Linked DNA regions of Homo sapiens: region 1 is linked to region 2. A link is an interaction called in ENCODE POLR2A ChIA-PET data of the cell type or tissue named here. Cell type or tissue: MCF 10A. All regions are shown on one strand. Links, peaks and the distances in the headings refer to the core of each region. The heading gives the core; the rest is flanking DNA.

Region 1 (3,416 bases), core at 391-2,890, 110 kb before region 2:
CACTAGCTGCATGTGGCTATTTATTTTATCTTATTATTATTATTTTTTTGAAACAGGGTCTCACTCTGTTGCCCAGGTTGGAGTACAGTGGCGTGACCACAGCTTGCTGCAGCCTTGACCTCCTGGGCTCAAGAGATCCTCCCGCCTCAGCCTGCCAAGTAACTGGGACTACAGGCATGCACCACCACACCTGGCTGATTGTCCTGATTTTTAGTAGAGACGAGGTCTCACTGTGTTGCCCATGCTGGTCTCAAACTCCTGAGCACAAAAAATCCTCTCACGTCAGCCTCTCAAAGTACTAGGATTACAGGCTTAAATCACCACGTCAGGCCACATGTGGCTATTTAAATTTTAATTATTTAAAATTAAATAAAATAGCAGGGCACGGTGGCTCACACCTGTAATCCCAGCACTTTGGGAGGCCGAGGCGGGTGGATCACGAGGTCAGGAGATCGAAACCATCCTGGCTAACACAGTGAAACCCCATCTCTACTAAAAACACAAAAAATTAGCCGGGCGTGGTGGCGGGTGACTGTAGTCCCAGGTACTCCGGAGGCTGAGGCAGGAGAATGGTGTGAACCTGGGAAGTGGAGGTTGCAGTGAGCCAAGATTGTGCCACTGCACTCTAGCCTGGGCGACAGAGTGAGACTCCATCTCAAAAAAAATAAAAATAAAAATAAAAATAAATAAATAAATAAATAAAATGAAAAATGCAGTGCCTCAGTGGTATTAGCCACATTTCAAGTGTTCTGTAGCCTGGTGTGGCTAGGGGCTACCACATTAGATGGTGCAGAGAATATTGCAATTATTGCAGAAGTTTCTGTTAGACAGCACTGATGCAAACAAAGATACTGACCCAACTGGACATGAATTGAAAAGAGGTCTTAGGGTTAGCCCTGAAGAACATCGGAGTCGTCTTGGATTCATTCACAGTCTTTAAAGCTACCATGTGTGAAATGTGTGCAACTGTTTGTTACGGAGTTCATGTCTCAGCTTGGTATGTCCCCAGCAATTATATGCCTCTGCTCACTGAAGCAAGAGCTTGGAGGATAATCTTACCTGAGGAGGACTGCGGTAACTTACCTATTTAGAAGGGTGCTATACATGTTTAAGAGCAAAGAGTAGTTGAAGAGCTACGAATAGTGCATAATCAGCTTTTCAAACACCATGACAATAGATGACACACAGGAATTTACAGCTCAACTGAACAAGAGCACGTGACCAGATTGTTAGCCACAGTGACACAGGACTTGTGGTGGGTGGCTGTGGAAGCACCTACAAGATCTTACTTTCCCAGCTCCCATCTTTCTCGCCCTCTCCTCTCCTACCCCGGTCTTGTCTTGCCTCTAAAGGGAATGCATTTTCTTCCCACTGTGTGGTTGTCATTACTGCCGTTCATCAAATACTCCCAGCCCTCTCCTCTCTGCCTTCCAGGCACAAGACGGGATTGCATGGCCTGTCCCTTGTGATTGGGGCTGGGCCCACATCACTGATCTGGTTGGCCCCCTGCACTCCTCCAGCTGCTGATGTGAGAACATCCAGAGGTCTCTTTCCAGCACGGCAACCGGCAACATTCAAGATGCAGCTGCTCCACCGTCCTGAATCCCTGAGTGTCCCCGTGTCCGATGGCCCTGTCAGCCCCTGATGGAGGTGTAATGACAGCATAAAACAAACCTGGGTTGTTTTCAGACACTGAGATTTGGCTATTGCTTTGTTTTGCAGCATAATCTAGCCAATCTGGCCTGGTGACTGAGCCTTTCAAATAGTTACACCCCAGCCTTACCGTGTGTACATTGCTGTCTGTTGTATTTATTAGCTGAGGCTGTTTCCTGTTACTTAGAAAAATAGGTGAGTTGAAACTTTCTGTATTTGTGACAGTCACTAAACTTGGATGTTGACATGACTAATCTTTTTTGTTAATACAGATTGGGGCTTTTTATACTAGAAGAAAGGGGCCCCTTCACCTGCTGAGAAGGGGAAACCTTTCTTCCTTACACTGGTTAAGTTGCAGCTGTCTCCTTGCTTCCTTGCATAATGACCTTAAGGCTGACAACACATTTGGAAAAGGAACTCCTGGTGGTTAATAACAGCAGTGAATGCAAGAGGAGAGTAAAACACTGAGGAGGAACTGATGGGATTTTTTTTTTTCCGAGACAGAGTCCAGCTCTGTTGCCTAGGCTGGAGTTCAGTGGCATGATCACAGCTCACTGCAGACAGCCTTGACTCCTGGGCACAAGTGATCCTCTCACCTCAGCCTCCCAAGTAGCTGGGATCACAGATGCATGCTACCATGCCCAGCTACTTTTTGTATTTTTTGTAGAGACAAGGTTTCACCATGTTGCCCAAGCTGGTCTCCAACTCCTGGACTTAAGCAATCTGTCCACCTCGGCCTCCCAAAGTATTGAGATTGCAGATGTGAGCCACCATACCCAGCCGGAATTGATGGAAATTATTTCAATCTAGGATACAGAAGTCTCCCTTCTAGGGAAATAGATACACAACTCCTAGGCTAAGAAAGGCCTCATTCATTCATTCCTCAACAAACATTCATTGAGCATTTAATAAATGTTCTGCCCAGATGGAGCTTATGTCCTGGTGGGGGTGTCAGACAATAAGCATGAGGACAAAAGTGCAATGAAGGAAATAAACAGGGACTGAGACAGAATGGCTGAGGGAAGGAGTGGACAGGGAAGGCCCTTCTGAATAGGTGAGGCCGATCCATTTCAACCAAAACCTGGGGAGAATGACGCCTTTCTTAGCCTAGGAGTTGTGTGTCTATTTCCCTAGAAGGGAGACTTCTGTATCCTAGATTGACATAATTTCCCACGAGCACTCCAGCCAGAGAGGCAGTGGCTCAGAGGCCTGAGAGGGAAACAGCCTCGTATATAAAATCAATAGGGAGAGAAGGCGACCCAAAGCACGAGTGTAGTGCAGTGATGCAGGGGAGAAGCGGGAGATAAGTCAGAGTGGCACAGGCCTTTAGGCCAAAGCAAGGACTTCGGGTTACCCTGTAAGAGGAACGGGAGGCCCCTGGAGGAGATTGAGAGGGGAATGCTGTCAGCAGACATTTTCTATAAAGGCCCTGACAGTAAACATTTTAGGGTTTGTAGGCCACAGCATCTCTGTTGCAACTGTTCCACTCTGTGGAAGCAGACACAGACACTATACACATAAACGAGCGTGGCTGGCTGGGCACGGTAGCTCACATGAGCCTGTAATCCCAGCACTTTGGGAGGCCAAGGCTGGAGGCTGGCTTGAACCCAGGAGTTCAAGACCAGCCTAGGCAAAGTAGGAAGACCCCATTTCTGCCAAAAAAAAAAAAAACAGCTGGGGTGTGGTGATGCACCCCCATAGTCCCAGCTACTTGGGAGGCTGAGGTGGGAGGACTGCTTGAGCCTGGGAGGTTGAGGCTGCAG
Region 2 (2,500 bases), core at 1-2,500:
GAAGCCAGGGCAGGAAGGACAGGGCGTAAGTTGCTCAGTGTTATCTGGGATCCCAAGATGGTCTCCTCTTGGGGAGGGATCCCCAGGAGCTCTGTGCCAGATCCAAAGCACCAATAAGTTGCTGGGCCAGAGAGGCTGTTTTCAGGGGAGGGAGGAGAGTCCCTGTCCATCTCAGACACTGCTCACTCACACAAAGCATCCTTTCAGAGTTGCTGGCTGGCAGGGTTTTTTTTCAGGGTTTGTGCACTGAATACAAATCGAGTAGCCTCACTGGGCTGCCATACAAACTGGCCCTAGTCACCAAGAAAGTGATAGAGAATGAGAGCTCTTCTAGCCAGGCTGCCAGTGTCTAGGCATCATGGTAGGAGACCCCTCAGATCCCCAGCTGGTAGCTGCACAAAGGCTGGGGATTTAGCACCCCCCATCAGAACCAGAGCCATTTCAGTCTGGTGTTCATCAGAGAAACAGTTTAAAGTAGACCAAGATGAAAGGTTCCCCAGAACACCCTGCTTAGCATTCTTGGCTGGTAGTGAGGTAAACATTGAAAGATGGGGATTCATGGCTTGGAGTGGTGTTGGGATGAGGCAGAACAAGTTTCAAGGTGGTCATGTTACCTGTGGTTAAAAAGAAATAAGCAAACAAATCTACCTGTGAGTTCTAGCCAAATTCAGAGCTGTATCAGAGAAACTCAGTATGTAAATGTGAGAGAGTATGTACATGAATAGACCAACTAGCCAACCAACAAACTGGGGACATTCTCATCCTTTCTAAATCTGATAGAGGAGCTGAGAGTTCTAGCACGTTTAGATCATGTTCACCTATCCCCAATTCCTCTAGATATAAAGGTGATTTTCCACTGGAAGCATTTGCAGACAGAGTTGCCTCTAAAAACGTGGAGCAAGAGCAGATTGGAGGCTTGATAGATCTAACTCCTGAAGAAGCTCAAGTCATAATAAAAAAGGAACGCAGCATCCAGGAACCTGGATGTTAGCCAATTCACCCATTGGTTGTTTGATGACTCATGGGATAGCCAGTGGTGTGGGCGCTGGGCTGGTTTCCCGGTGTTCCCAATGCTGCGCTGCCCTCCACCTCTTATTTTTTAAATTGTTATTATTATTATTTTAGAGATGGGGGGTCTCATTATATTGCCCAGGCTAATCTCAAACTCCTGGGCTTAAGCGATCCTGCATCCTCGACCTCCTGTAGTGCTAGGATTATAGACAGGAGCCCCTGCACCGGGGCCCCCTCCGCTCTTAAGGTAAAGTGCTTGTCCTTTTGCTCAAAGATGGGAAGGGGTGGGATGAAGAGTACCAGCTACAGAGAGACAAAGTTCAAGCCCACATTTCCATCATGGGTCCCTTAATTCCCTCCCTGGAACTCCTTAGATGAGACAAATGAACTTGCCAAGGAACTCACGTTACTAGGCCAGTACTGAGTGGACTACTAGAACAGGAAAATCCTAACCATAGCTCAAGCTGGAGGCATACAATTGAAAACAATTAGCAAACTGTGCAAGGCAGCTTGATGGCCACAGATGCTGATGTTTAAAGAAAATGAACAACAGATCAAGAAAGCTGGTAGAGAGGAGGCAGCGCCAATGTGGCACCACTCTACAAACCAAGGGATTAGAACGGCTTGGAGGCCATGGAAGAGATACAAGAAGAAACCCAGAAAAGGACATAATAGGTTTCAAGCCAAATTGAATAGATTAAAAACATGGAGAAAGTTCCAAACTGAGTAAAAATCTTTAATTTAGTCAGAAATTCCGTAGGATAAGTATAAAAAGTATGTTCCCATTTTGTTGCCACTTTACAGATGCTAAAATTTTCTCTGGAGCACAGAGTTGCTCAGTTAAGGGGCTCTAGAATATTCCCAGGAGAAAGGTCTTACCATGTCACTTTTTTTTTTTTTAGGTGTCAAACCATGTCTTTTTTTTTTTTTTTTTTTTTTTTTTTTTAAAGATAGGACCTTGCTCTGTTTGATGACCAGAGTTGGAGTGAGTGGTGCGATCTCAGGTCACTGCAACCTCCTCCTCCCAGGCTCAAGCAATTCCCCCACCTTGGCCTCCCAAAATGCTGGGATTACAAGCATAAGCACTGCACCTGGATTTTTTTTTTTTAAATTTCTGTGACACACCCCGTGTTTCAAGGAAACAAAATCACAACGTGAAGAAATATCTTCCATCCAGGCAAAAGGAAAAGAAAGTCACTGACAAAGCTGGAGAAGGACCCAGGTAGCCTGGGCTCCCAGGCAGACTCAATACACAGCTGTTTGCTGTCTCCCTGAGTGTTTTTAAATTAAGGGTTCGTTGATGGAATTCTTCCTTGGTCAAGCAAAATTTGGGGACTGACAGGTAATAGAGATGAGAACCCTAGACAAAGGGGACCAGAAGCTCTGGGCTCCTCTCCTTGCCCAGCAGGTACCCGCCGACTGTGCTATAGCTCTGGCACTCAGTGGGATATTTATAGCTGCCTTTAAATTTACCCAGCTCTCCATAAAG

Evidence for each region. ChIA-PET counts read pairs that join two places held together with the same protein. Peaks named below come from ENCODE experiments on the same cell type or tissue, not always from the same donor. Only the 100,000 strongest peaks of a DNase experiment are listed, where the experiment ranks them.
Region 1: POLR2A ChIA-PET joins it to region 2 with 5 read pairs; 3 of 35 experiments call an interaction of 5 or more read pairs at or near these places.

Annotation. Positions count from the first base shown.
Region 1 is chr7:128,153,344-128,156,759 of GRCh38, reverse strand. No RefSeq gene overlaps it. Among named protein-coding and RNA genes, the nearest start is that of MIR129-1, 53 kb to the left of the region's middle. In MCF 10A, for the core only: no CTCF peak of the experiment used is centred there; no DNase peak of the experiment used is centred there.
Region 2 is chr7:128,039,895-128,042,394 of GRCh38, reverse strand. The region is part of intron 16 of SND1 (staphylococcal nuclease and tudor domain containing 1); the gene reads right to left. Among named protein-coding and RNA genes, the nearest start is that of LRRC4, 9.7 kb to the right of the region's middle. In MCF 10A, for the core only: no CTCF peak of the experiment used is centred there; a DNase peak (open chromatin) is centred at 1,004.